Regions from separate parts of the Mus musculus genome. Here region 2 is linked to region 1. A link is a loop called in an ENCODE intact Hi-C map of the cell type or tissue named here. Cell type or tissue: left cerebral cortex. All regions are shown on one strand. Each heading gives the region's core, and the rest is flanking DNA. Links, peaks and the distances in the headings are about the cores only.

What was found. A loop is a pair of places that touch in the nucleus more often than their neighbours do. Peaks named below come from ENCODE experiments on the same cell type or tissue, not always from the same donor. Only the 100,000 strongest peaks of a DNase experiment are listed, where the experiment ranks them.
Region 2: it touches region 1 in a loop (2.5-fold over the local background); 12 of 42 quality-filtered maps call a loop at or near these places.

What each region holds. Positions count from the first base shown.
Region 1 is chr11:111,438,070-111,454,058 of GRCm38, forward strand. No RefSeq gene overlaps it. Among named protein-coding and RNA genes, the nearest start is that of Gm30158, 66 kb to the right of the region's middle. In left cerebral cortex, for the core only: a CTCF peak has its summit at 7,915 (motif pointing left); DNase peaks (open chromatin) are centred at 6,856 and 7,908.
Region 2 is chr11:110,554,378-110,570,366 of GRCm38, forward strand. No RefSeq gene overlaps it. Among named protein-coding and RNA genes, the nearest start is that of Gm46300, 11 kb to the left of the region's middle. In left cerebral cortex, for the core only: no CTCF peak of the experiment used is centred there; DNase peaks (open chromatin) are centred at 8,577, 8,962 and 9,737; H3K4me3 peaks cover 876 bases; H3K27ac peaks cover 392 bases.

The DNA of each region.
Region 1 (15,989 bases), core at 4,177-12,176:
ATAATAGTATCCACCCCCAGGATCTATAGATTATCTAACAAAACCCCTGTACCAGATATGAGAAACCTCATTTTGAGTTGTTGGTGAGGAGAGTTCAAGGGAGTCTCAAAATACAGGCAATTTTTACTGCTTTGGTTGCTTCCCAGAAATTGAAGGTAAGTCACTATTGCCGAAGACACCATGCACTTTGGACATAAGACTCAGGATTTGAAAATGTAACAGACACAAAATCCTCTTCCCAAAAAACTAGCTTTCATAGTGCCATAGCATCAGAAAATGATGCACAAGCTTCTGTGGGAAGAAAGTCATCAGTAAGTCCTACCCAGCCATCCAACCATGATGCCAATGAATCACAACAACGGCCAGCATACCAAGACATCCCAAAAGGTACATAGTAGCACTTATATCTTGTCCTTAACCAATTGTTTTCTAATTGGACAAGAGCCCCACTCAACAGAAGGGAAACTTTGCCTGTTACTGTAAACCTAGCCAACTACAGATGGCTAGTGAGGTCATGAATCTTAGAGGAGGACCAACTATGGCCCCTTTCCCAGACCAGTATAGTTGCTAACTGCATTCAAAATGATTCACCTGATACCCACACATAAATATAAATATATCCCTTCATCAAAGAATCTTCATTTTGTACCGGACAGACCAACTGACCATGGGCACCTAGCCCCAACTGATACATCTATAAGGCAATTCTTGCACCTAAGAATTAAGGATATTATGGAAGAGGGGTTGTAAACATGGAAAGAGCCAGGAACCTGGATGTCAGCTGTGAGATTGCATCAGTAGGCAAGCAAGCTTGCAGAACACAAGGTCCCACTCTGTCTGGGCCCACCAATCTCCTACTTCATGCTCAGAGTTCACAATAAGTTCTCACTCTTATTCTCCCAGAGCCTTAAGCTCAAATAAACAAACTCTTCCTTTTACAATTTACCTTAATCCCAGTGTTATATCACAGTAATAATGACTAACTAACATATCTAGGGAAGTAATTATTATGATTATTCTATCATCATCTTATGATTATCCCAAGAGTCTGACATGTCTACTGTATCCCTTTCACTTTGAACACATTCACGGATGTGGGGATTTCTTTTTCTTGAATTTATTTTCTTTATTATCAAAAGTATTACTCAAGACAAGGAAACTTGATATGGTCACGAAGTAACAAGCTAAAACTTTTGTGGGTTTTTATTTGGAGGGGGGTGAGAGGCATGGCTCAGTGAATAAAGGCACTTTGCCTACAACCACAGACTGTAGCAGACAGAGGTAGGAGAATGACTGGGGCATGCTGGCCACCAGCATGAGTCTAGATTCTCTGAGTGATGCTGTTTCAAGGGGGGAAAAAAAGCAAAAAATGATAGAGCATGAACACAAATATGTGAAAACACAGAAAAACATGAAAACGAGGAAAGAAAACAAAGACTGACAAATGATGCACACAGACACATGAACAACACACACACACACTTTTGTCACTATTGACACTGAAACATCACTACTCCATGGTAGAACATAGGTTTGGACAAGCTGATCACATGTACACTGGGAAGAACACAAATCCTTTAAAAAAATCATTAATGTTTGCATGAAGCATCAGGATGTTTGGAACTCAAACCCATCCTGGAATCCTTCTGCCACCCAATCAATCAATGATCAGACCCTGATGCTTGGTTACTCACCATCAAAACTATATCCAGATACTGAAGATCAATGTGTATAAGATTCCCTAAGGTCCTTTCTACCCAAACTCTGCATGAAACATCATTTGCTTCTACCGCACAGTCATGTCAACAAGCATTAAACTCAGCCCCAGAAAACTTTGTATTGACTCTCTGAGCTGATATGTGCAATGCATACTCATGAATGTTTCATATTCAGTGGAAGAAAACACCGCATTTGTGAGCTAAACTTCACACTTTGCCAATAGTTTATTTGCACTTATTTTTATCTGCCTCTTGGGGGGTTGATGAGAAGCCAATACACTAAAACTCAATAAATGTGCCCGTACGATTCTTCCTGGCTTGGGAAACAACTTCTCAGTTCTAGGCACATCTCAAATAAATATTTGCAAAGCAATCTGGTGCTTAAAATACCTCAGCAAATTGATGTTCAAAGTCAGAGAAAAATGCTCAGAACAGAATTCTCAGTATGCCTGTGTGTGTCAGCCTCAGTCACAAGGTCCATTCACTATTGTAGACTCAATGAATCAGTCTAACTTCTCAGTATGTCTCACCTAACCTAAAACCTTGGGGGAAAGTTTAAGTCAAGTTGAATATCATGAAAGTATATTTGAATTTTGTGGCATTTTTTGTTAAACAAAAGAAAATTGGGGAGGGGGTGAGCTTATATATTGGTGCTGACAGGCCACATCACAGTTGATTTGGAATAGTCTGTGGCAAACATTTCTATTGGCTTGGCAATTTGCCTCATCAAGAAAGTGTCAGAGAAAATTTTCTCAAGACAGATAATGCTAAGTCAAAAAGCCACCCTAGTCTAGATTTTCCTCTCTTGAGGACTTGGCTGCCAATGCCATTGACCCACATTATACCCAGAAGCCTCCTCCCCTGCTGACCTTACCAGAGCCCTCATTTCCTGGGAAGTGAGGGTCAGTCTAACAGCCTGACTTCACAACAATTAAGTGAAGTTAGGAGAACATGGAGACCACTCCAAACAGAAGCCAGAGCGTCAGCACTTTGGACAAGTCGGAATATTTATTTCCTCTCCACAGCGGTGGCCATCACAGGTGCATTTGCCTTCTGCCCTAGAATGCCCCCTTGGTCACCATCTGAGTTACTGTTAGCCCATTCCAAGTTCAACTTGTCAGTGAACTGAAAAGGTGTATAGTTAGGTCAAAGACATCCCCATGCTTGGGTGTATCTATCTGTCTGCCTTTCTTCCTTTTTCTTCCTTCCTTCCTTCCTTCCTTCCTTCCTTCCTTCCTTCCTTCCTTCCTTCCTTCCTTCCCTCCTGTCTTTGCAGGAATTATTTCTTTAGTTCCACTCCCTCAATCCAATGTGTAAAATAACTTTAAAAAATCTATTTAAAATGTCAGATGTAGAGAGTGTCTTTTATGAACTGTACAGGAAAATGTACAAGTCTAGTGTATTGAATAAAAAAGAATAGTGCAAGATAACTTGCAAATTTAATATACATTCCTGAAGCTCTACTATAGAGCTTGATAATTTTTGAGTTCAGAAACACTTCTTATAGTTTCTGTTTGCTTGCTTGTTTGTTAATTTTAAAGAGGAGATGCCATGAAATTCCAGTATAACATACCTATTGTGTTTGAAATGAGTTGTTAATTCAATTCTTTTGCTTAAAGACTTCAGACTGCTTTACATGCAACAAAACTTAAACATGATGGAGAATAACACACTATTCTTTTTTATCCTCAAACAGAAAGCTGTACTTTGGATTGTGTGACAATTCAGTGAGAAAGGGAATTATCTTGACCCAGCTCATGAAAGAATATATTTATCACTTAGAAGATTTATGCATGTTATATTCTTGCTATGTCCCTTGGCACACGCATCATCGCCTAGATAAAAGACTGGTCCTCCCTCTCTCTTTTCCTCCTCCCTCTCCCAGAGGCTACCTCTGACACCCTCCTAATAAACCTTCCATGTGAGATCTGTTGCATGGTGTGATTTGTTTGGGACCATGCCGCTTATTTCTAACAGCAATAATAAGACTCATTCTCATTTCTTAATGAACCTATTCCATAAACCAGTAAATTAAGTGGATATGGATTCCAGTCCCTGCCAATCAAAATAGCAGGTGGTAAATCAGTATCACCTGTGAAATGTTCTGCTTGCCATTTAATCCACAGTGGAGAAAAGGGACTGTGAACTATGATTTCTTGAAATGGACATTTTTGTTTGTCTCTTTGAGTATAAATAATGCAGAAGGTTTTTTGGTTGGTTGTTTGGATTTGTTTTGTCTTTCACAAAATATGATCTGTCAAGGAAATAGAGTGATTAGTTTTTATGAGAATTTCACAAATACATATGAGAGAGATTCAAACAGGACAAAAAGGTGACACCAAATTTCATGAAGTGAAATTTGGTCTCCTAGCTCAGAGTCTAGTGACCAACAAATTTCAAATGAGATTTATCCACATATAGGGATGCCATTTCAATGACTTCAGAAAATAACATGAAGTTGGGATTGCAGTTCAAATGTAAAGAATCATGGAGTAACAGAGAGAGAGAGAGGGGGGGGGAGAGAGAGAGAGAGGGAGAGAGAGAGAGAGACTGTTCTTTACATTCCCTGGGGTTTGGTGCCTCCAGATTTGGCAACATGAGCAAGAAGAGAACTGAGGAGCAGCAGACCATTCTTGTCTGTGACTGTGGGATTTATTTCTGTTTGCTTCCTCTGTAAAACCAGTCTCCTGACCACATCTTGAAAAGTTCTCTTTTGTAAGATGACATCTTTGATCTGCCAAAGTGTCAGGCAAAGGCATGGAGGGGACTGGGCTTCCTCTTCTTCAGATTGCTGCCCTTGAAAGGTTTTTGGGAGATCACTGCAAAGGAGGACATTTCCATAAAAGCAGGCACAGGATATTGCTGGTTAAAATATTAGAGGTCTTCTTGTGCACTTAGGTGATTAATAAATTCATCTTCTTCACCAGAGGGACCTGAATGCCTGAGTGAGCACAAATCCTTGCATGATTTATGAAGATGTATGCAACAGGTACTTGTTGGAGAATGGAAGTCTCTGTCCCTGCACAGGACATTCACTGCTACCTGGTCCAATGCAGGAGCAGAGCTCTGTGTCCATTGCTTCACATCTGTGCTTCTGGTCCTGTCATTTTCTCCATTTGAACTTCCTGCCCCTTCTTAGTAACCAAATCATTTTCTCTGCATCCAAATAAAGTCTACAGTTTGGCAGAATGTGTTCTGGGCAAAGAAATCAGATCGGAGACAATGAGAGAGGTGAGAGAGAGAGAGAGACAGAGAGAGAGAGAGAAAGAGAGAGAGAAAGAGAGAGAGAATGGAAACAGGCTAGAGAGAGCTAGGTAAGTTTAGGACCTCAAAAGGCATTTGGCCATGAGAGTGAGAGTTTTTATTAGTCATTTTAATAGCACCCACCTCCTCCTATACTTATGTCTAGCTTCCTTAAATATAACTCTTATGGGGAGCGGCTTTATGTTAATTGGCTTCCTCCATATGTTAATCTTGACCACCCTCCTCTCTTACCTCTCCTCTGTCACATTATCACAAATAGGGCACACGTCCTGGTCATTGTGCCCCTTAAGTAGTGTCGTGTGTGTGTGTGTGTGTGTGTGTGTGTGTGTGTGTGTATTTGTAGTTTATCCCTTTTCACTGTGCTTTCTGTGTTATTTACTTTCGGTATTTTAAGCAAAAGGAATTATATTTCAAGGATCATTACCACCTGGTAAATATCCTCTATCTGAAGTTAGCAGCACATGCTAACTCAAACATTAAAGGGCAATGATACAAACACTAAGTTTAACTTTCCTACTCAACATTGTGTAACACTGAAGAGAAATTAGCTCATTCATAGACCAAATATCAGATCTCACAATTCTAGGGAACATGGGCTTCCACCACTAGCACCTCCTCTTTCTTAAAGACAAAGAATAGTTTCCTCCTAGTTGGATACAGGGCTGTAATTAGTCCTAGCTAACTGAAAGTAAGCAAAATTGCTCTGTCCAGTTCTTGAAACATATCCAACAGAAGGAAACAGTTTTGTCATCCAATGTACAATCTAAGCATGGAGCATAAGCAAACATTCTGGGATTTAAAAGAGCCTAAATCTTGTGGATGGTTACCATCCACCTACAGACAAGGATGTAAAGGATGCATGTTAAAGAAGAAGAAACAATGAAAATTAACTTTTATTTTCCTTTTTGAAAAAATGACTGGTGTGAGGCACTGTGTCAGGGTAGTACTTGGCGTGTAAGAATGGGGAGCTGAGTTTGAATATCCAGCTCCATGTGAAAAGCCAGGAGAAACAACAAGTGTTGTATGTAACCTCACTGATGGGCAGGCAGAGCCAGGACAACCTCAGGGGCTCACTGGACAGCCAAGCTGGTCAAGTTCAGCAAGAGGTCTTGCCTCATAACATAATGTGAAGAGTGACAGAGACATCTGACCTTGACCTCTAGCTTTTACATGAATGCGTGCCACCATGTACATGTGTGCCCCTCCCCACACACAAATAAATAACAATAACACACAAATAAATAAACAATCCCCAGGGGTTTAAATTTGTATGGCTTATCTTTGAATGTTATTCTGAAGTCTCCATCTGAAACTGGACTGTCCAAATGACTCATTTGCCTTTGATCTTTCTGGATTACAGTAATGTCTCTTGCAAAATCTCTGTAGGTCCAGGTGCTATATATGATAAGGTGAAACTTCACAGTCCTCTGGGCTCTAAAATCTTCTGTCTGAAGACATCTGTGGAGTTGACATTTTCCCCCCTCAGGAGTTAAATGGAAACCAGACAAAAATCAAGTCACTCGAATATAGCCACTGTATACTGTAAAGTGTGTCTGTGTGTCTGTGCGCATGTCTGTCTGTCTGTCTGTGTGTTTGCTCGTATGTCTGTGTCTGTCTATGTGTTCTTGGACAAAGGCAGCTATCTATTTACCTACTCGCTGTTGGTTTTTGTTGTTTATTCACACTGGATGAGAAATTTTAACAACTGAAGAGTTGATGTTTCCCTTAGAAACCAAAGTGATAGTGTATGTGATAGACTTGGAAGGAAGATGTTCAGGAGAACTTTTAAGGCATTTGTAAGCCTTTCAATGAAGGTGCTAGGAACTGAACTCAGGTCCCTTGCAAGATCAGCAAATGTTTTAAAAGCACTGAGCCACTTCTCTAGCCCCCAGAAACCGGAGGATTAAAGATGTTGAGCAATTTTCCTTGGTTATGCAACTCCGAACTAAATGGTGAAACCAAACTCAGACCCAAACACGTTCTCCTTCCTCTCTCAAGTGCTAAAAATACTTACTCCAATTCTGATATCTCCAGAGGATGAAAATGCAGCCTGGACATTACCTAAACAGACGTGTCATTGGAAAGCTTACCCTAACAATGGGATCCTGGCTTCCTGGAACACTTCAGTTGTTAAAATGCCCCTTTGAAGGAAGAAATTTTTCTCTTTAGTTTTATGCCAAAGGTAGAAGAAAAGCCTGCCTTGCCTAGGGCGGTGAAATCACTTCCTTGATAATTTCTACCTCTGAACCCTTCTCCTCCAAAGACTTATATCTTATTCTTCTTTGTCAAGGACAAGGTACAACTTAATGCCTTTCCATGGTTGAATGTGTTAGGTCACTAGAATTAGGTGTGTGGGTGGGGTAGGATGGTACTGAGCATATTGAGAAGTCTCTGTGATGTCTAGTGATGTGGCTATGTAGGGTATGTCTAGCTATGAATCAGGCTGTCCAATGAAAGATAACTAAAGGAAAATATTGAGTATAGTTCCTTCAGAGTCCTCTCTGTGTACCTAAAGCATAGATAATCTGTGAATATAGATGGGGTATCCAGGTGATTTCAGAATGAAAGAAGGTGTTGTTAATAAAGATAAGGTGTGGAAGTCTGGCCCATGCAAAGCAAAAGAATATGCTTGCGTATGTAGGTATGTAACATCTCTCCACTTAGATGTCGCATCTAAAGCAGTATGGCCAGGGGAGACCTTATTGAATATTTTGTACTTTGGGAATTAGTTTGCTGAAATTGATTGCTTAGATTTTATACATAAATCTGCCTTAAACACGTTTAACATGCTGTGTTTAGCATGGAAGCTGATGCAGACAGGCTGTGTGCTCAGCCTTGGGTTTTCCATCCAGTGGGACTATTTACCATCATTGATTGGGTTACTGGCTGAAACAGGCCTTTAAGTCCTTTGAAATGTGATCTCTTTCGCCCTCTGGTGGTTATTACATTAAAAAGTTAAGCAACGCACTGGATGGAGAAATCACAGCATAACAAATACTCAAATACTGGGGTCCCAGTTGGTGTAACCTTTAATTAAAAGCTACAGCCTTTGAATAAGAAATAAAAGCATTTTGTCCGTTTGCAGACTTCTGGGAAGTCAACTGTCTGCAAGTTTTCTCCACCAGGGCCAGGAAGTTGCCCACGCTGCTTTTGTAAACATAATATTCAGAGATCCCAGACATTCTGGCTTGACTGAAGAGGACTGCGCAGTGTTACATTCTCTCTCAGTATTTTGCTTGAAAAGCTTGCTGTGACTTGAAGGGGAATTTTGGAGAGAATGTCTGAACCATGCAAAGACTGCAAAGGGGTGGTTATACAGTAGTGCACTGAATGATACCTGGCCAGGCCCTAACCGACTTGTCTGCTTTGCATTTTGTTGTGTCTGGGAGACAGAAAAGGAGACTAGCCATTATCATGCGAAGCTATCATTAAATTATGTCAAGTGCCAGTTGGTGAATGACACCCACCTGCAAAGAAGAATGCAGGAACAAAGAGACACTTCATTGAAGGTCTTAGCTAGGTTTTAGGTTGCACACGGTTAACCTCTGATTCAACTGTGCATGAAAACAACACATGTTTCCTATGGTACTATCTTAGCTTTCTTTCTATTGCTGTGATTAGACGTTGAGTGAAAGCAACTGTGGGGCCTGGGGATTAACTTGATCTTACAGTTTACAGCCCATCACAGAGGAAAGCATTGGGAAGAAGTCAAGGCAAGAACCTAGAGGTAGGAACTGAGGCAGAGAGCATGGAGGCGTGCTTTTTACTGACATGCTCCCCATGGATTCATCTGCTTTTCTTATACCACCCAGGACTACCTGCCCAGAAGTGACATCACCCACAGTGAGCTGGGTCCTCCCATACCAATTACTGATTAAGAAAATACCCTACAGATTCGCCTACAGCCAATCTGATGGAGGTATTGTTGCAATTGAAGTTCCTATACTTAGTTAGCTCCATCATATATCATGTTAACAAATATCTGATTAAGACGTTTGACTTCTCGTTAACTTGGCAGACTGGTATATTGCTATTAAACTATAAACTTGCTTTTTTTGTAGTTTATCACCATGATCACATATTAATATCAACAGCACAATATAAAACAGTAGTTTTAAAAGTCTCACACTCTTTAAAAGTTCATTCAGACTATGTAATATACATATATATTTAAATATATTTATAAAAATATATAAATACTTAAATATATTTAATACATCCAGTTTCTGGAAGGCCCCAAAGTCACCTAACTATTTATTTTATTTAACCCATAAAATAAAACTTAGATTATATATTTTGTATTTCAAAAAGGAAAAAAAAAAAAACAGGCCACATATGAAACCAAGCTTCAACAGTGTGGACCAAACCCTGAAGCTCAACATCCGACATTTACTATTCACTCTGAATCTTCTGGGCTCCAACAGGCTTTGGCAGCACCCCTCTCAAGCCCGGCAATTCATGGCACACATAGCTCATTGGATAGGCCTGGGCTATCTCTACATCATAGCTGCTGCTATCCTTCACAGTCATTCCATAGACTTGGCATTTTCAATATGCTGGAGTATTCACAAATTTTACCTATACCAATAATCTTCTGGCTACTCTTTAGGAACACCAAAATTGGCACATTTTGCCAAGCTTCAACTTCTCTCCATGACCCCTTCAATCCTAGGGTTTCCACTGCATCGGAGGCTTCTCCTTCACCAATGGACTCTCATGACGCCAAGCCTCAGCTTCTCTCCATAACCCCTTCAGTATCTCAAAACCAGTGTCACGTTGGAAACTCGTGTGTGTGTGTGTGTGTGTGTGTGTGTGTGTGTGTGTGTGTGTGTGTGTGTGTTGTGTGCATGCGCATGTGGTATTTTATTTACTTTTTTATCAACTATTTGGAAATTTTACATAATGCACACCAATAACATTCACTTCCCAGTCCTCTCAGCTCCACTATCTTACCTTTGTACCCTCCCTGAAAGTGAAGAAGGAAGAGGAGGAGGAGGAGGAGGAGGAGGAGGAGGAAGAGGAGGAAGAGGAGGAGGAGAAATGAACACATTGACTAATTTGTGTTGTCCATATATACACTGGAGCATGGTTTGCCCCTGAATGTGCTGCCAGTGCAGCTGCACAATTGCCCTGGCTTTGAGCAATAGAGTGATGTCCAAGATGGAAGATGGTTCATTTCCTGGACTGGGCCTATGCAAAAGCCCTCCATGGTCTGTGCTACTCCTGGAGACCATGCTGGTATCCATGATCCATGCTACAGGCTGCGGTGATGCCCAAGGTCCATGTTGGGTGTTCATGGTCTGTGCTATCCCTGGGGAGACTCTTACACATTACTGAGTAGCCATATGGTACCCATACATGAAATTCTCAAAAATAAAATCAACAAAGAAAGAATCAAACGAAAACAATCACCATGAAGTATCTTCAATTCCTCATATTCCAATATGTATTTTCCTGGGCACTCATATTTCTGTATCACAAAGGAAGAATAAATGAAGGAAAGGGGGCAAAAAATGGATGAAAGGTGCAAACTTGGGAGAGGTTAGAGAAATGACAAGAAAGAGGAGGGAAGGAGAAACACTTAGAGATACACTGGGTTTAGTTGAAGATAGATATATTTGGTATTCTTTTTCACATTTAACTCAACATAGGCCCTGACAGATACTCAAGTTAGAATAAATAATTTCTAATTGAACTCTTTGCTTGTAGTACAGGGAATAAATTTCTCAAAGAAATAATACAAAAGACTCACCAGGCTTGTATATAATTGTTAGCACTTTAAGCATCAAATTTTGATTGAAAAGTTTCAGACCCTTGCCAAGTCTGATTTCATTTTCCTAAGTAATCAAAAATTATCTTCTCCTTTCCCCATCTCATTTTATGTACAAGTACATAAAATTATTAATAAGTCCTTTCTATGTTATTCTCAATGACATGTTGTATGAAGAGGCAAATCATGTTAATTCCTTTGTTGTTTTGCTGAGTATCCATCTGTCCTGGTATCTATTTTTCAACATCAGTTGTATTATACATGAGCACTGATACACACACTCAAGCTAATTTATTATAACTACTGTGTTTACATCCACAGAATTTTGTCTGCATGCATGTGCATACCATTTGTATGCCTGCTCCCTGGTGAGTCAGGAACTGGGCATCAAATAGCCTGGAATTAGAGTTATGAGTGGCTGTGAGCTGACATGGTATGAGCAGAGGTCTGTGCTTGTAATCTCTGAGCTGGATCTCCAGCCTCTCATTTATAATTGTTAATAAACTTGTATGGCTCAACTTTAACCAGTGATGGTGTGCTCCCATTCACAGTAACCAGAATTATGCATTTGACCAATTCTTTCATTCCTTCCCCTAATTGGGGTCTATGGGCTCAGTCCAATAGTTGTAAGTATCTGCATCTATATTGGTCAGGTGCTGGTAGAACCTCTCAGGGAACAGCCATATCAGGCTCCTGTCAGCAAGTGCTTCTTAGCATCAGCAATAGTGTGGGGTTTGGTGTCTGCAGATGGACCTCTAGGTAGTGTTGTCTCTGCATGACATATCCAAGAGTACTGGTTTCTAAGAGGTGCCTTTAACAAGTTGAAAGCCCCGGTACCTGCACTGCTGATCTGTTTTTCTCTATGACCATCAGGTCAACTGTACAGGAAAATATCAAGGGAAACAAATCTATGTCCTTTGCACAAAGCCACCATCAATAAGTAGAGTTTCCTCCAAGGCACCATGATATCATTGCTGTTTGCTTTGGTTTCATGACTGGAGATGAGATGTCCTTGACATTTGAACTGAAAAGATCACTGATCTTCTATCTGCTTCATAAATATAATATTAATATAATGTTATCTAGGCAACTCTTTATTTCTGAACTTTATCTATATGTTGAAATGGTGTTCTTGAAACAGGCTCAGGGAACAGAAGTTTGGCTGACATGAAGCCATTCCAGTGAGTATGTAGATTATGGTATCTCTGACACAGAAATAAGTCCTTAATGTGTAAAAATGTACCAAATGAGCCATGCAGTGCATCTTCAAAAATGCTCAGATTTCAGACTGTAAAATTCACTTTGGAGAAAGGAGATTTAGTAGAGAACCCCCTTAGAAGAGATACTCAATACTCAGGGCACTTTTGCTATACATAGGTAGACTTGCTTCTTTAGTGCTAGCTTTCCATTTTAAAAACTCACCAACATTGGCAATGGAATTCTTCACCTACCAAGAAATTTAAGGACTTTCTTGAATCTCATTTGTAAATGCACCAAGCTCTGTGTACTGTGCTTTGGTTATAGCCACTGCCCCCAAGCTAAATAGTTTAATTTGTCAATGAAATACAATATTGTGGGGGATTACATGCATGCATGGGTCAAGTCAAACCACCCTATGAAAGTACATTAACCACATAGCCTTCTCTTTTCTTTGGTTAAGAAAAGGCTTTGAGTATCTGGGCAAGAAACATTTAGAATTTCTGAATTATCCCAACACTTTTAACCAGCACTACTTGGACATGACGAGATATGGAATGCCATTTAAAGGATACAGCAACTTCATTTTACAGAGAATGAGAAAGCCAGCTACACGAGAGAACACTTATTTTTTCCTTGTCTTCAGATGTGGTTTGTATTGTGCACTGACAGAGCCAAGCCAGCCATCAGTAGATGGTGTGAATGGTGACTTTCCTAATTAAAAACATGTTAAAAACCTAAAATAAATCTTCTTCATACTCTGCAGTCCCTAATATACATAATGACTTTGATCTATAAATGAAAGAATAGTTCATTTGGCACAGAGAATAAGTCATCCCTGAGACATCCCAACCCCTCTTTCCATCACTGCTGATGTATCAGTCTTGTCTCTGGAATTTCACAAGCTGTAGTCTTTGCTCCATGCCCTTTCAGCAGCCCCTGTCCATACTCTATGCAGCTGGCTTCTGGCCATGCCTTCCAGCACTCTTAAAACAAACTACACTTGGCATTTGCTTGGCTGGGAGTCAGCTGATTTTATTGCTATCTTACCCAGTTGCCTTAACCATCGGATGTCTTGACAGTTGGCAAATGCAGACTGTGCCTCCGATATGTCACAGCAAATCTGCAGAGGAATATTTTCCTCCAGGAAAAAGTGAAAGTGAAATCCCATCCTGGCCCACCCTCTTTCCAAAACAATAAACATTTCCTGGCTTCCAGGGTTCCCTAATCATTTAAAGCAATGCAGTTGCTATGGGATGGGCAGCTGAACTTTAAGCTTGAAAGCACCATCTGTCCTCCTATTTAGTCTTGAGAATTGTGAAGGTTACTAGTTCTTTGCAGTAGAGTGGTGAGCCATTGGTGAAGTGTTAAGAACCTGCATCACAGAAATATATAATCCAGAGACTATGGAAAGGCTATATTTTATGATTTTGAATTTCGGTGTAAAAAAAAATACAGCTATTTTTCTAAATACATAGGTTTTGTGGACTCAAACCTATCTTTAAATCTGCAGCTTAAGATGTGGGCTGAATGGTCTTTAATGATAGAGGCAAGCCCATTAGTCTCATTCTTCCATTTTGTGAGATGTAATTTCTATTATATAGGAGTATTCTATCTTAAAGAATGGAAGAGGCATTTTACCCAGAGCAGATAACAAGAATTAGACACACTACAGCTATTGGAATGCAGGCAAAAATACTTTATGGACTGAAATATTCCTTGAGTTTTGAGCCTGCAATATGACTATTAATGAAATAAACAACCAATCCTGTTTTATAGATCTTATAAAAATAAAGACTTCTGGATTTGTTAAATGTCAATATTGATGAAAGCTCCATGCCAGAGAAGGCTCTTGATCAGAAAAGGTAACGTTTTATTTGTAATCTTTTCAGAGGAATACACGATTCAGGTCAGTCTATGCCAGGCATATAAATAGAAGGCATGTCAGTGGCAAAAATTACAGAGTAACAACTGGTGGCAATTTTAAAAAGTATTTCCAGTGACAAAGCATTGCCTGAATGGCTATTTTAGTGTCTTCAAGTAGCAAAGAAAATCAAATCTAAAAATATTAGAGAAGGAATTGGGACCTTGTAAATGAGATACATGCTTGGGGGGGGGGTGTTGAAAGATGATCTTCATGGTCCTCAAGTATTGAACAGACTGTGTGCTAAAATTGACCGTATATCGCAAAATCTTGGTGGATTTTACTTTGAAATTTAAAATTAGTTAAAGTGTAACTTGAAAGGGAATGTTTGACAGACATAAAGACCAGAACCAAGAAGGCCAGCTGGTAGAGTTACATATGTGGTCTTAAGTCATAGAACAGCAAAAGCTAACCCACCTGCCATGAGAAGAGAAAGGGCCATGAGCTATGTATGAAAAAAAAAATAGTAAAAGGAAGGAATCAGTATAACTAAGCAAATGTAATATGTAAGGGATGCTTGGTTTTCTCCAGGCATGAAATCTGTGTGTTAACCTGACAGACTATCCGATCCTAACTGTATGAAAATTCCATGTATACAAATATGTGTGCATGTGAGCAACAGTAAATTAATCCAACAAGTGCAAAATATAAGCAAGTATGTGTGAGTGTGTGAGTGTGTGTGTGTGTGTGTGTGTGTGTGTGTGTGTGTGTGTGAGTGTGTGTGTGTGACTATAGAAGGAGAGTCAATGAGTATTAGATGAAGTGCAGAAAGAAGAGAGCACTTGAAGGGAAGGGGGTGGGAATGATACCTGCTAGTGAGGGTGCAAGCCTATGGGAACCAGAGGTAAACTGTGGTTGCAATTCCTCAGGATTTGTCATTTTCATTATTGAGACAGGGTCTCCCATTGCCCCAGAATTCATTAACTCATTCATTAAATAGGCTAGGTGACCTGGTCAGCAAGTTCCAAATCTTTCTGTGTTCTCCTACTAAGCACTGGTATTACAAGCACACACATCATCTCTCTCTCTCTCTCTCTCTCTCTCTCTCTCTCTCTCTCTCTCTCTCTCTCTCTCTTTTCCTCTTCCTCTTTCTCTTTGTCTCTCTCTTTCTCTCCCTCCCTGCCTCCCTCTCTCCCTCCCTTTCTCCTTCCCTCTCTTCTCTTCTCTTCTCTTCTCTTCTCTTCTCTTCTCTTCTTCTCTCTTCTTTTCTTCTCTTTAGATTGGCTCCTGAAAATTGAACTCAGATTTTGTGAATTTCGATCAATCCTATTTGATACTTTGTAATAATCAACATAGAAGATAGCCTTAATGAGCAATGAGTGAAAACTTCAGCTTTAAGTATGAAGAAACGAAGTTTGGAAACACTTACTAGGAAAAGATTAAGAATTGTCTAAAGACAAGCCCCTTCCGCTCCACTCGAGCCCCGGGCTTCCTTGCCAGCAGAGTCTCGCCCAACACCCGCAAGGGCCTACACAGGACTCCCCACGGGATCCTAAGACCTCTGGTGAGTGGAACACAGCGCCTGCCCAAACCCAATCACGTGGAACCTGAGACTGCGGTACATAGGGAAGCAGGCTACCCAGGCCTGATCTGGGGCACAAACCCCTTCCACTCTACTCGAGCCCCGGGCTACCTTGCCAGCGGAGTCGCCTGACACCCGGAAGGGCCCACACAGGATTCCCCACGGGATCCTAAGACCTCTAGTGAGTGGAACACAACTTCTGCCAGGAGTCTGGTTCGAACACCAGATATCTGGGTACCTGCCCTGCAAGAAGAGAGCTTGCCTGCAGAGAATACTCTGCCCACTGAAACTAAGGAGAGTGCTACCCTCCAGGTCTGCTTATAGAGGCTAACAGAGTCACCTGAAGAACAAGCTCTTAACAGTGACAACTAAAACAGCTAGCTTCAGAGATTACCAGATGGCGAAAGGCAAACATAAGAATCCTACTAACAGAAATCAAGACCACTCACCATCATCAGAACGCAGCACTCCCACCCCACCTAGTCCTGGGCACCCCAACACAACTGAAAATCTAGACCCAGATTTAAAAACATTTCTCATGATGATGATAGAGGACATCAAGAAGGACTTTCATAAGTCACTTAAAGAATTACA
Region 2 (15,989 bases), core at 5,377-13,376, 880 kb before region 1:
CATTTACATCTATATCAATTTTCCAATATATAGTGTATGGATAATAGTGAACCATCTTCAGGAAGATAACAAGTTTGAAATGTTTCCTCAAACAGATAAACATTTCTGTTTTCTCAAATCCTTGCAAATAGAGTTTGTCTTGCAAATACTTGCTCTCTCCATAATCATCATTGCATACTATGAGCATCATTGAATATATTTCTCAGCTACTTACATTGACTTTTAATAAATTCTTTATTTTTCATTTTAGTTTTTTTTCTATATGGTTATCTTCAACTAATTGTTTTCCATTACTATTACTTATTTAGTTATTGCTCTTATATCTACATATATCATTCTAGACTATCGTTCAGTCTCTTGACTTCAGTTTCTGTTTTTTCCATTCTCTATATCTCTATCTCTACATATATATGTAATTTAAGTAGCCAGCCCTTCTTTTTTTTTTTTTTTCTGTTGTGGTTTCTGCTTTTCCTGCTTCCCACTGGACATCTCTTCCTGCCAGTTTGTCTACTTCTAGGCAGGCTCTGGAGCCAGCAGGACCGACAGGGTCTGTCTAGGTCACCCGTCCAGTTCTGTAAGTGGGACGGCAATGCTTGTCTCACAGTGCTGCTTGTGGGGATGAGGGCGTTTGGGAACACAGGGAGCAACGCCAGGGAGCAGCGCTGGGTCCATCCAGGGTGAGGGAAGGTTGTTATTTCCCCGTCTTTCCGTTAAAATGGGCACAATCCAGAGCTGATGCAGATCCTTGCATCCAGAGAGTGACAGGGCTGCAGCGGGTCCTGTGAAGCTTCCCATTTGTAAACTCTCCCCAGGGAAGGGGTTTTCAGGGGGCTAAATGGGCGCTGACACTCTGCCCACCTGTTCGTTGCTTTGATACCGCCCTCCCCATGTCTTCATTACATTATACATTTTGGAAAACATAATTAGCTTTATGACAAGATGAATATTTCTTCAGGGGGTAGAATTGAAAAGACAGATTCCCGGAGAAGTGAGATTTTTCTTGGACACTCCTTTAGAAGAAAATCTTTTTGCGAGACCTCCTGCTGTCTCTACTGTTAGCTAAAGAAAAAAAAAAAAGGTCAGTCAGTATTAAAAAGCGGCAGTAACAACTGCCCCATATTTCATGAGCATGCTCAGATCTCCAGTTGCTTATGGGGGACCTGGAAGGGCACAGGCTGAGACAGTCCATGAAGAGCGCCCTGTGCCCCAACCATGCAGCCATCTTCCTCCATGTGTTCATGCCCTCCAGTGATGACATTCTAGCCGACATCTCTTCACAAAGAAGGTGAATTTCCAAGGAAGTTTATTTTCTCACTGTGAATCCCGACTCACTCTTCAGTGGTGTCTATGTGTACAGTGATGGGAGGGAACTGGCCCGGGAGCCAGGTTATCTATGGAAGAGGCGCTCGCCCTTGCTGTCCTCATCAGAAAACCCCAAATCGACCTGGATTATCCAGAAATGGTAACTGAATCACATCTAAGCCATTTTGGTGTGTAGACAGTGTCTCTAATTTAGGACTCTATTCTTTGTGGGCCATAATCTGACAAGATAATGTACTAATAGTAAGCTCTGTAAAAATAACTCTTTTTGCAATATCTTGATAGTCTCTTATTTATTATGTAAACAAGATTTCACAATTGTTGTGAAACAAAAATTTCACAAATATGACGCCCATTTATTGGAGGAGTTTTAGTGTTCACCTGAGGTCAACAAACCTCTCGTCCAAGACTTTCAAACAAGCTCGAGAAAAAGTGCATATCCTCACGAGCCACTTAGCAACTTTGGGATACAGGATATAATTTAAAATAGCATTTTGATTTTATTTATTTTGGAGTTCTGATAACGTTCTTGATGACCTCGGCCTGTAGGAGCAGCCAGGGCCACGAAACTGTTTTTTTCCGGCTTTCGGACGTCAGATTGCTTCCTTTCACACCTTGGAATGTCAGAAATGTATCAGAGTCTTTCTCCAGGACGTGTTTTTCTCTCAAAGCGCAGTGACTGTGATAGGGGTGTTGTGTTTACTTGGTGTTGAGTACTTTTCCAAAGTCACTTACAAGGAAGAATACAAAGCAGGATTGCCCATTGTTGAGGCTTTCTTTGTAGCTGGCAGGGCTGATGACTGTGTTTCTCCATTGGCTGCTGGGGTAGCTAGTCCTCCTGGAGGAACTAAGTCAGTTCCAGTCTGAGTCCCTCAAGTTCTGTGTCTGAAGTGTGTGCTGTCTTCCGCAATAGCGTCTTACCTTTGGGTTCTGGGAAGCAACCAAGGGCAATGGCAAGAGCCTGGTTGGGGGAGTCTCTTGGATTACCTTGATCAACAACTTAAAGGGAAGTTTCCCATGCTGGGTATGGGGTCTGTGTTAGATAGTCTTTGGCTCTTTAGAGGTGTTATCACATCAAGTGGCGTAACGTTAAACACACACACACACACACACACACACATGCATACACACACACACACACACACATGCATACACACACATACATACACACAGTCTATGTATTTTTAAGTAAATAAATGGAGTTAAGAACAGCCCAGATGAAACATAGTAATAACTCAAGATTATCAATAGGAAAGTAGTTTCTACAGTATAGAGGGTAGACAGCTGCCCGGCTTTTGTATTGTTTAAAGCTTATTGCAAAAATAGAGGTTGTGTATGGGAACTTGAATGGTCTAAAGGCAGGGTAGAAACCCCCAGTCGAGATTAAGTAATTTTTACAATAATTAATAGTTATCTTATGGGAGTTAAGGTTCAGTTCACTCAGGAGTTAAGAATTCATGTCTGGGATTGTAAGCATTGCTAACTACCCATGGTTGGTAAGGTCATGGATGCTGTAGGAAAATCCATGGCTGTAACTTTCCTAGAACATATAATTTTAAACTGTATTCTAAGTACTTACCGTGTATCTCTCACACATCATCAAGCAATCTTCACATTGCTGCAGCAGATGGAGACCATTACAGAGATCCACAACTGGTCAAATGCAGAGAACAAGAGACTGTGGGGTACACACTGCCAACAGACACATCTACGGCATCATTCTTGTACTTAAGAGTCAGGGAAGTGGAAATACTTTAAGAGCCAGAGGACCATGATGCCTGCTGTGAGATAGTGTTTTCTACATATGGGGGCGGGGTTGGGGGGTGGGGGTGGGGAGCCACACCCATGGACTCTCAACAATATGGCTGCCTAACCAGACTAATACAGTGACACCACCAGCTGACAGGCCAATGTGGATGGGGAAACTCTCACAAGGCCACACCCCTAGAAGAAGAGAGACAGGCAGTGACTGATGAGAGCAGCTCTCTGATAGGTTATTCAATCTCAGGTGGTCAGCCCTAAATGCAAATGCATCCACGAAACACTGAATGGACTCTATCAGTGATAGGCGTGTATACATATACATATACATATACATATACATATACATATACATATACATATACATTGTATATATTTGCTTGAAGAAGTATATAAGTATACTTAACTTGGAGTATATAAAAATACATTTACTTGAAGGAGATGAGGTAATGAGTTTGACTGGAAAAATGGAACACAGGACCAGTTAGAGAGAGGCGAGGGAAGGGTTGAAATAATGAAATTATACTACTTATATGTAAAAATTCTCCAAAAACTTAAAAATGTGAGTAAAAGAATAAACAAATGTTTACTCTCCATCTCCCAAATAAACAAAAATAATACAGTCAACTCTTGCCATCATTTCTGCCGCAAAACTTTTTTTTTTTTTGGGATGCTCTTTCAGGACTAAGAGATTTAATAACAAAATTAATTGACATATTATTAGGACCTGCATAGGTTTAGAACAGGCGAGTGAATGCCTTAAATAACTAGCTGACTCATGCGGTGTCATGCAGCAGCCTGAGTTCATATCCAATTCTATCCCTATTATAGTAATTTTGATCAAAGACTGCAGGGTTTACTAACAAAAGCTAGAAGAGAGTTCATGACAACAGATATTTTCCCTTTAGGAAATACTAACACTTCCTTATCTTAGTTTCCTAGCTTTGTTTACATTTAGGTGGATGCGTTGGCTAGTTCTGAGAACTGGGATGTAGTTGGTAAGCCTTGTTGACTTCAGGTCTGTCTGGAAATGAGCCAGGAGGACCACTCAGCTCTTTCTGGAATCCTGAGCTGCAGAGGATGGGGCAAGGGCTGAGGCTGTAGCTCTGTTAGTAGAATCCTTGCTTAGCACACAGTAATCCCTGATTGTAGTACAACTGAAATCCCAGAGCTCAGGAGGCAAATGGAGGAGGGTCAGAAGTCCATGGTCATCTCCAGCGATGTGAAGAGCCTGAGGCCACCTTGGTATACAGGAGAAAAAGAAGTCTTGGCAGCCATGACAGTAAAATTCTGGTTTCAAAAAATGAAGGGACACTGGCCAGATTTCCCCATCAGAAAAGCCCACATTTGTCATGAGTTGACCTTGGTTCCTGCATTCATCCATGCATGACTTTCTTTGGGCGACCTTACCCAAGTGTAGGTGAAGTGAATACTCGTTAACTGTTCTTTAAATACCATGATCATTATCCAAATTTTGGTCATGGTTCCATGCCTTGGAAACCATCTTAAAAAGTCTCACACAACCACTCTTCTCCCAGTTGTCTGTCTGCCTATTTGTCTATTATCTATCACCTATCTATCTATTATCTATTTATCTAACTGTCATCTATCTATCTATCTATCTATCTATCTATCTATCTATCTATCTATCATCTATCTATCTACCTATCATCTATCTATCTATCTATCTATCTATCTATCTATCTATCTATCTATCATCCATCTATTTACCTTCTATCTATCTACCTATCTATCATCTATCTATCATCTATCTATCTATCTATCTATCTATCTATCTATCTATCTATCTATCTATCTAATCTATCTATCTATCTATCTATCTATCTATCTATCTATCTATCTATCTATCATCTATCTAATCTATCTAATCTATCTATCTATCTATCTATCTATCTATCTATCTATCTATCTATCTATCTATCTATCTATCTATCTATCTAATCTATCTATCCATCCATCCATCCATCCATCCATCCATCCATCCATCCATCTATCTATCTATCTATCTATCTATCTATCTATCTATCTATCTATCGCCTATCTACCCACCTAGAAAAGCTTTGGTTTTAACACTTAATGGCTTTTTGTGTTTATCCCTATGGAATTTGAAAGGCCCAGACAGCTCACAGGGCACAAGTGAGAAGGAGATGCCGTGGAAGCAATTTTCCTGCGGAACTATGCACTTTGAACAAGATTGGTGGTGAGGGAACGTATATGAAAACCACACTTCTAGGGCATTCTTTAAAAGTGTTGCCTGTGAGAGTGTAGAAGTCAGTTTTGCTTGAGTTGGTTTGTGTAAGGTGGCTAACCCAGAGGAGATAGCACCATCCATTCTCTCCCTCAGCTGTTACTCTTGTTTGGTGACTTCAGTCACCCTGACTTCTCACACAGGGTTCCTTATGGACAAGGAAAATGGGTTTCCCCACAATCCATTTCCTTAGTGTTTCAAAGTGTGGCTAGTCCCAGGTGCTATACCTCCATGGAAGCACTTAATAAACGAATTGCCAGGTGAACAGTTTGGCTCACCTTCTGAATCTGTCATTTATGCTAATAGTGGGCGTGTCTTGAGCAAGTACCACAACTCATTCACATTTGTTACCTTTTACTTGTAAACTCCTTTTTGGAGGGGGTGGGGAGTAATTTTATTTTTCAGACTTAAAGACAAACAAAACAGAAAAATCATTTGGGGATATTAGAATTTTACATGTGTTTGTCATTTATCTTATGTTTTCCTGAAATCTTTGGAAGTTGCAAATATAACATCCATTATCCCAAAATGCTTTGTTTTCTAAAACATTGCACTGCAGTTAGCAAATTTGGAAGTCAACATTCATTTACTATTAACATTTATATTGGGAAATATACGTGGCTTGCGGTCTGTGCTTGTAAATGAATATTGGATCACAGCAATGGTATGTTTATGACTGCCTATGACTGCTTCTTGCTTGTTTGTAAATAAAGTTTTATTAGTACACAGCCATGTGCATTTGTTTACAGGTTCCACATGGCTGTCTTTTCTTATAATAACAGAATTCACTGGCTTTGACCAAGACTTTTGGGCAGAGATATGAAGATTTATTATCTGATCTAGGGGAAAAAAAACTTTTCAGTTCCTGATTGAATCAAAAAGATCTTAGAAGTTTTCATTAATCTTTTTTTCATAATATCATCAATTGCAAAAGAGAAAAGTAAATTCTAGGTTGGCATCCTACCCAGTGTCATACATTGTACTCTTTTTATGTCTCTTTTATTACACTACAAAATAATTCTTCAGTCCTCTCTATTGCCCATTTCCTTGACAGCGGATATACGTGGGAGGGTAATTTCCTTCACCTGCCATACTTCAATTCAGGCTGTGCTCTGGTTGGATGCATTTTAGGCAGGCGTGTGTACTCTACCAAGAGACACACCTTGTCTCTTTGTTTATCAGTTTTTTTTGTTGTCATCTGTTTGGTTAGGGTGGCATTGGATGTTGTAAAATTGCTGTACTTCATAAGGGTATGCAGAAAAAAACACTCTGAGTTCATGTGATTATTCCTTCATTTCTCAGCAAAAAATTTCACAGCAGCTTAAGCACCAGGTGGGATCCGCCTTTGTAACTATTATTACTGTGGTGCGTGCCAAAGTGAATTTTAAGACTCTCTTATTTCCTGCATGTATCAGCTCCAGTTGTGTGTGTGTCTGTGTAAGTATGTGAACATGTTCATGGATGGGGAGGTATGTGTGTGTGTTTCTACACCTGGAGGCCAAAGGTCAAAGTCTGCTGCTCTTCATTGTCATGCTCCACTTAATATTTTCAGAGTCTCTCACTGAGCCTGGGGCTGCTGACTTAGCTGGACTGGCTGGCCAGAAAATCCCAAAGACCCTCCTAAGTCCACTTCCCCAGAGCTGGGATTACTGCTGAGCCTGACATTTTGTGTGAGTTCTAGTGCATCAAACTCAGACCTCCATGCTTGTCTGAGAAGGGTTTTATTGACTTGACCTTGACTATCTCCCAGTATTAGTTACAGTTTTTAGATCTTTCTCTCTCTCTCTCTCCCCCCTGACCCCATTCTTCCAAGTCACGGCTTTTTAATTTTGTTTTGTGGCTTATACATTGTTGTTTTGATGTTTCAAAGCTTCAGGATAACTTTTGTCTGCTTGTGCTTATGTGTGCGTGCGTGTGCATGCATAGGTGTGTAGGGTATGTGTGTATGTGCATACGTGTACATATTTGTATGTGTAGGGTCTGAGTGCATGCATGCATGTACAGTTGCTGTTTAACACTGTGCCTATAGATTTTGGGCACTCAAATATTTTTGGAATGCAGTTCCGAGTCAAAAGAATAAATCTGTGCAGGGCAGTGTTGCACACTCCTTTAATCCCATCACTCGGGAGGCAGAGGCAGGCGGATTTCTGAGTTTGAGGCCAGCCTGGTCTACAGAGTGAGTTCCAGGACAGTCAGGGCTACACAGAGAAACTCTGTTTTGAAAAACCAAAAGAAGAAAGAGAAAAAAAAAAAGAATAAATCTGTAAATGTGGAATAGTAGGACTTGTCTTTTAATAAATTATTTTTTTCTCAATTACGTTTGAGATTCTGAAAGGTCTTTATTCAAAGCATTTCCCTCTTTAGAAACTCTTCTGTTCCAGCTCATTAGGAAGGGGTCCAAGTTCCCATTTGATTTAGAAACTTCTTCTTTTTCCCCCCCTAGGACTGGAAAGTTGTCACCCTTAGGGATTTTGGAAAGATTTTAACATGAATCCAGGAAATCCAATTCTGTTCAAAATCAATTATTTGTGTTTTCTGAAAAAATCTATTTTCTGAAAATCTATTTTCTGAAATCTATAAAAACTACTCTCAAAAAGAATTCTAGGAAATTGCTTCCCTTCATTACCCGTCTGCCTGGTGTTCCCCCTTTAGTTTGTCCAAAAGGGAGGAAATAATGTTCACACTTTTCACGATGCTATGATGACTGAGATATGCTCGCGGGTCCAGTGAGCTTTCTGGGGTGGGAGGGTCTGAGTCTCCTTGGGAACTTCAAGGCCATTGCTGCTGACCGCCTGGGGCAGGAAGGAACTCATGAGTAGTGAGGGGGAAGTAGCTAAGCCTGGCTTAGAGGAAGTGTAACTGGCAATATTTTCCCAATTCCTAAGTCAAGTCTGCTTTACCGTCAATAACTAATAACTCAGAGGATACAACCTTGGAAATGCATTTCCTCAGGGATGCGGCCTATGAGGCAGGCAGCTTCTTTATTATTATTATTATTATTATTATTATTATTATTGGTTAGTAGGCATCAAAGTGTATAGCTTATAGCAGGAATTCAGTGGGACTTCCAGTTTGTCTCCACTCCCAGCGCTGTGAGCTTTGCCCACTTGCTCATCTCCCCGCAGTGTGGGAGCGAACCCAGCTGAGATGGATCTTTTTCTAGGCTGGGTGTCATAGAAGCTTTGAGCAGGGGCGTAGGTGCATAGTTAAGCATCCCCATGTTCTGATTACCTAACCAATTGCCATTGAATCTTGGAGCAAAATTGGTCCCCTGTGTCTTTTTGAGTCATTGGCAATTGTTGGAAGAGGTGAAGATAGTTTCTTTTGGAAGAAGAACCGAAAGCAATTTACTCTGAGTAGCTAAGTATGTTATTTCGGGGAACAGCATGACCATCAGATATGCACAAAGCAATTTGGAAGTCACCATGTGGAATGTATTCTGTTTACTGCATTCAGAAAAGTCATTTTAATTGGTCTCTGCAACCCATCACTGGGAATCCCTCTTCCCATAGCTGGTGCCTAGCCCATGCCTGTGCTCCGTTCTCTTTCCCATTCCCGCTTCCGCAGTAGCTCTGCTACTGTTCTGTGTCCGTGGCCCCATCACTCAAATGGTTTTACCAACAGGATTGACCTTGGCAACTGTGACGCTGCGAAGATCACGTTTGACAGGCGCTCTCTTGTTTTTAGCGTCCAGTTTCGCTGGAGGCTGCAGGAAGCTGCCTCCCGCAGGCTGAGGTCTGGAGGAGAAGCTGATAACACAAGGAGAAGCACCTGGTAGCAGCAGCAGCACTTCATCCAGGATGAAAACAGGAACTAAAATATAAACAACATCCTTTTTCCAGAAGCCAGAGCTCAGCTCCCTCCCGAGTGGGGTTGAGTCTGTTCTCCCAAGAGTCTCACGAGAACCTTTACTGAGGCAGGAAGGAAGGTCAGGGCATGAAGCAGGGTTTCAAGATTTCCGGTGGAAATCATCAAAAAGGATTTTTTTAAAAAAAAATTGTTATTGTTGTTGACGATCTTTTAAGTTCACGAATATGAGCAATAATCGTAGTTACAGCGCCGCACTTGCTTTTAGATGAATAAAAATTTAAATAGCTCAAGTCTGACAACATTTCCAAGGAAATGATGCAAATGGATCAAAGCGAAAAAGAAGAAAGGGCACGCTGCTGATCTCGTCTTTCCCACACCGTTTCGTCTGAAATGGATGTTATTTGTAACAGGGAAGTATGGCATCATGTTCCCTGTGATTGGTTGCTCGGCCAGTGTGTTCTGCTCACCCAATAAAGCAGAAATGTATGTGGAGTGAGGCGAGGGCTCTCCTCAGTGCCTCCAGTCAGTATGTAATGACTCAGGACCAGACGCCAACCACGGATGCTGAGAGCTACAACTTCTGCTCACACATTCAGCCCATTTGTACTGTTCTTACTTTAAAAAGTTACTTTTTTTTATTTATGTGTATGCACGCATCTATGTGGGTGCCCAAGGAATCTAGAGACAGTTGTTGGGTCTCCTGGAGTTGGAGTTATAGGCCATTGTGAACCATCTGTTGTGAGTTCTAGGAACTGAATTTGTCTTCTCTGGAAGAGCAGCAAGTGCTCTTAACCACTTAACTATTTTTTTTCCAGTTCTCTATTTCTTGCTTTTAGATAGATATTGTATTAAGCCCAATCTCTTCTTTAATGATTGTGTTATTAGAAAATGAAAAAAATCATGATCCATGTGTTTATTTTACATATTAAGACTGTGATACTTCATTCCTCCGTAGAATAGAGAACAAAATACCCATGGAAGGAGTTACAGAGACAACGTTTGGAGCTAAGACGAAAGGATGGACCATCCAGAGGCTACCCAACTCGGGGAACCATCCCATAATCAGCCACCAAACCCAGACACTATTGCATATGCCCTCAAGATTTTGCTGAAAGGACCCTGATATAGCTATCTCTTGTGAGGCTATGCCAGTGCCTGGCAAATACAGAAGTGGATGCTCACAGTCAGCTATTGGATGGATCACAGGGCCCCCAATGGAGGACCTAGAGAAAGTACCCAAGGAGCTGAAGGGGTCTGCACCCCTATAGGTGGAACAACAATATGAACTAATCAGTACCCCCAGAGCTCGTGTCTCTAGCTGCATATGTAGCAGAAGATGGCCTAGTTGGCCATCATTGGGAAGAGAGGCCCCTTGGTCTTGAAAACTTTACATGCCCCAGTACAGAGGAACGCCAGGGCCAAGAAGTGGGAGTGAGTGGGTAGGGGAGCAGGGAGTGGGGAGGGTATAGGTGACTTTTGGGATAGCATTTGAAATGTAAATGAAGAAAATATCTAATAAAAATTAAAAAAAGACTGTCATTGTCTCTTTAGTTGGAGAATCACAGTGCAAGCAGAATTTCCTTCCCAAAGCCTTATGCTATCATTGACTACACTATTCAGTCACTCAGCAAGAGATAAGTCTATCCTGCTATGTTAAAAATGCACCTGCCTATGGGACTAACTTGAAGAGTTTCTACCTCAACACATTTCTCATTTCACAAGACAGGGGGTTTTGGGGAGAGAGCAAGCTCCTGATATTAACTTATCCATTTATATAGCAATTTATTTACTATATACTATGAATAGGCTTTATTCTAGGGACAAATCCAGAGGGGGAAAGGACTGGAAAAAAACTCTCTTCCCTATAGGATCATACACTCTGGAGTGTTAGCAAGTAATTCCTATGCTTTATTGTCAATAGTTGCATATTAAAAATGATAAATACTAATAAAAATATGATCAGTTAAATTTTAACAGGTGCCATGCAGAGTGCTTTACAAATATTGACTCCTTAATGTACTGGGGGGAACAAACCTTATATAAGTTTTAAGCTACAGAAATGAATCACGGTTGCTGTTGGAGCTATTGGCCTGTGTGATCCCACAGATCTAACCGGACATCATAGTCTGTTGCCATAGTTATTGGTAATTCTGCAAGATGCAGTAAAATGCAATTATTCTCCCTATTTTAATGCGGAAGAAAGAAACAGCTCAAAGAACAGTGTGATTTCATGAACAATAGCAGTGTAGGTGCTGGGAATTCAAGCCAGGGTCTCTTTACCCCAAGACTGGTTGCTGATACAGTATGACCAACTCTCATTGGACTGATTAATCACATTTAGATCAACATCAGCTTTCGATCACACGGTAGCATGTAGCCCAGGGAATGCTTTCCCAATGTCAAGGAAAGGCCCAGAGAAAGAGTTTCCTTTCATAATTAACGGCCATGACAATGGAACATGCGTCTCCTTATGAGCTGAAGCAACCTTAAGTACCAACTTCCAGTGAGCGTCCCAGACATTGACACTGATGGCTTGTTAACTTGCCAAGTCTGACTTCCCCCAAGGCACACACTAGTATGTCCATTCTATCTACAGAAGGCCTCTTGTGGCTTTCCTGTGGACTAGACTGTATCCTCACAAAGAGTTAAGGAACCTTAGATGCCTGCAGGAAATCTGTGGCCGCATCCAGGACCCGGCAGCGGAAGCATGAAGCATTATCGTGGGAGAGAAGAAAGGCAAAGTGCTAAAGTTGTTACTCTGAACAAAGGATATTGGAGCATCCTGCAAAAAACTTCCTGTTTAGCCAGCAGACCAGAAAACAAGATGAAAAAACACTCCACTTCAATGAATGACTATTGTGTCAATATATTTTTATACCACCGTCATTATCTTGGACAGGACTTACTCCCCAGAGTTGGATTCCCAGGGTGAGGAGTTCGTAGCTGAATCACAGTTTCCCGCTTTCCTTGTTGTGGCTGCTGCATCATATCCTGGTTTCCCTGTGTCAGGCTACCCTGGTATCCCTGTGTCAGGCTACCGTGGTGTCCCAGTGTCAGGCTACCCTGGGCTTGCACTGCCTTTGAAACTGCTGGTTTATTTTCCCGCTTTGTACTACTCGTCCTTGGATTTGCATTTAATATCTCATCAGATGGAGTCAGAGAGCGCATCTTAGATATTTTGGGTTTGACTCCTCTGCCCCTTCCAGGGTTGGATAACTGGATACAGTTATGCAGCAGAGAGCACAAAACACTTCATGGGTTAATGACATTCATTAGTTGCCCATGTGTTTCTTTACCAGGCACACCTAAGTGTACAGTTAGATGAAATGTGGGGTGAAAAATAAGAGTCTTAAAGATCCTTATTAAGAATTTAGGGCTGGAGAGATGGCTCAGTGGTTAAGAGCACTGACTGCTCTTCCAGAGGTCCTGAGTTCAATTCCCAGCAACCACATGATAGCTCACAACCATCTGTAATAGGGTCTGATGCACTCTTCTGGGGTGTGTCTGAAGACAGCTACTGTGTACTCATAAGTAAAAATAAAATAAATCTTTAAAAGAATTTAGGGACTAAGAAGAACTTAAAATGTTGCATCAGATGTATTTTGGATGGTGTCCTGATGTGCATAATGGCACAGTATTACTCGGATTAAAAAAACATAAGCTTCTTTTAAAAAAATAATCCTTATTGAATAATACCAATGTGTGTGTGAGAAAATAGGAGGGTTTTCAGTGGACTCCCTTCTTTACTGTCAGCTGCCTACGGGACATGCATTGAACACCGGGGTGAAGGGCTATTTGGCTTTAGGGACACGATTTTACTCTGAAGCCCTGGTTGATCATGAACTCACAAAGATCTGCCTGCCTCTGTCTTCCAAGTTCGGGGATTAAGGGTGTGTATTGTTGCGATTGGCTGATTCCCTCCAGGGCACGGATTCTTTTAGGCTCTTAGTGTCATGGAAAGTTTTCTTTCTCTGTCTACTATGGCACTACTGGGCACAGCTGATTAGGTAGAATCTGTGGTCTCTTAGAGATTGAAGTTCATTGCTCCTGACTCTTCAGAGTTTTCCTTGAGAAAGCAGATGTCACGCTGACGGGTCTTCCTTCCGATGCGACGTGTGCCTTTTCCCTTGCAGTTTTCGATATTCTTTCTTTGTTCTTTATGTTTAGTGTTTTAGCGCTAAGAGGACACAAAAGAGTTTCTTTTCTGGTCCTGTCTATTTGGTGTTCCGTGTGCTTCTTGCATCTATGAGGGTTTTTTGGTTAGATTGTGTGTGTGTGTGTGTGTGTGTGTGTGTGTGTGTGTATGTGTGTTTGTGTGTGTGTGTGTGTGTGTGTGTATGTGTGTGTATGTGTGTGTGTGTGTGTGTGTGTGTGTGTGTCTGTGTGTGTCTGTGTGTGTGTTATGGGGGATGTTCTTCTACAGTCCCATTGAAGATCTGGTCTATGTCATTGACTTCTCTTCTTTGCCTATAGTATGAAGACTTGCTCTTTTCCTGGCAACCCACAGGCCCTGCATATTTCTTTTGTGTGTTTTTCATATGTTTCCTTGAGTGCTCTAATATCTCCACTTTGCCTTTCCGTTCTGATATCCCATCTTCTCTTTAATCTCTTCTACTTCAAAGGTCGAACCCTGAGTTTCCTCTTTGGGTATTGAGGTTTTTAATATTTGGGTTTTATCTTCACTTCAGTTTAAGTTCTCGTCAATATCCTTTTTTTTAAAAATTGAATCCAGTTTTCAAACCCTGAATTATTTTTATCATTTAATTTGTATACATGTCTGTGTTGTCTTGGCCATCACTCAGACATTTGTCACTCCTTAAGTTGACTAAGTTGTTTTTTTTTTTTAATGCATTCTTTAAACCCTTGAATTCCTTGACAAATTTTATGATTTTTATTAAAAAAAATTTTCATCTTCTGGTGTTCAAATATGTGACTTCCTCTGGAGAACAATTCAGGATCCAGGGGTAGAAGCACTATGTTGGCTTTTCCTATTATTTGTGTTTTTGTGATGTGACCTGCACACGTAGACTTTTTTATTGCTTGTGTCCCTGATATGAGGTTCTAGGCTGCATCTGCGGAGCCAAAGGTTGGTTTTGTTTTTGTTGTTGCCCAAGTTTGGTTGATTTCAGATCAGGTACGAGGAACTGGTACATGAATTCTTCAGATACTCCATGTCGACTCTTCATCGGAAGAACAGGGACGATCTGGTTTGGTGGTGAGTTAAAGAGCACACAAATAAGACAACTGTCTTGGTCTGCTTGGGCTGCTGTGTAAGCTGTGCCACTCCAGCCATGCTGGTTAGTATAAAGATGATGGCCTGGGTGGGTCAGGATCTTAGATACTCATCTGTCTGGGCCAGTGTACAAGCTGGACGAGAAGGTTAGGCCAGAGGATTGGGACAGTGAGTGTGAACGAGGTTTAGGGACTCGCTGGACTTGGTTAGTGCATAGATGTGCAATGTGGACTAGGACCAGAGACTAGATATGGTGCAGATGGGATAGACTCCAGGAGGACTTACCAGAATGGACCAGGACACAATATATATGACCTGGGTGGGTTTAGTGTTTATATATGGCTTGGACAGGCAACAATCAGGTGGATTCACTAGACTGGAGGCTGTGAGTGACGTGAGTTGGTTAGAGTTAGGCAGAGTCACCCAACTAGGCTGAGAAGTTGGCTGTGCTACTGGGGCCTGCCTTGGATGCTGTGAACAGTACTGGTGGGTTACATTTTTTTTTTTAATTCACAGCATTAATGAATCATAGGAAAATGAGATATATTTGTATTTTCCCAACTTAAATGAAAAGATATTCTAGAAAATACACATTTTCTGTTTTCTGTCTCTTTTATTTTGTGTTAATTTTATTTATATATTTCAAATGCGCATTGACTTTCAAATGTATCTAACTATGGACTCCGTCAGTTGTTCCCAATGAAGAGTTATCCTGGCCCAGTGGGTTCGTGACTTTCCTACTTGCTGTGACAGTGTACATACTTGCTGTGACAGTGTACATAACAGAAACTGCTTAAAGAAGATGCTTATTTTGAATAAGAGATTAAAGGATGTTAAATCAGGGTATACACTACTTCATGTCACTCCATATTGTATAAAAACTGTGTTTTCTCAGGCTGTGCATGGCCCTGGGAGTCTCTATTTCACAAGCAGCTTTTGACTGAATTTTGTAGCTTCCGGGTAGAGCTAGAAACTATTTTATCTGTTGAGTACCACCCATCCAACACAGACTGATAAATGACTTATTCCTGGGAGTAGAAGAGAGTGGCCCTATACATTTATTGGGAGTAAATTGAGACTTTAGGGGCACATGGATGTACTGAAATCATATCAGTGAAACAAAGCCCAAGAACTTATCAGACGAAGGAAAGGGTGTAACTCGCTCACTTCAGCACCATAAGTGACTGACCCCAAACACTATGGAAGCATGGCCCCACAGTTGCCTGTCACTTGATGGATGATCTACATACCAAGGCCTGAACGGTAGAGAGGATGCCTGACAGCTCCTGGAGTCTGCTGCTGCTTCTGTGGCCCACTCATTGCCTGCCAATATACCACCCTGGATACCTGTTTGTCTCTCTGGACTAGAACCCACCGTTTCTTAATCTTAGACCCTGGTTTGGTCTTTAACCTCACAGCTGGGCTCATATTTTGTGGCCAAACTTAATTAAACTGGCAAAAGGTAGACTAACAGAGGAACATCAAACACGTTTTATGTAATGTTAATTTTTTTTTTTTTACATTCATCAAGGATACACAGAAAGGAAGTGAAAAAAAATCAGAGAATTTAGACTTAGGGGCTTATGACTTATTTTA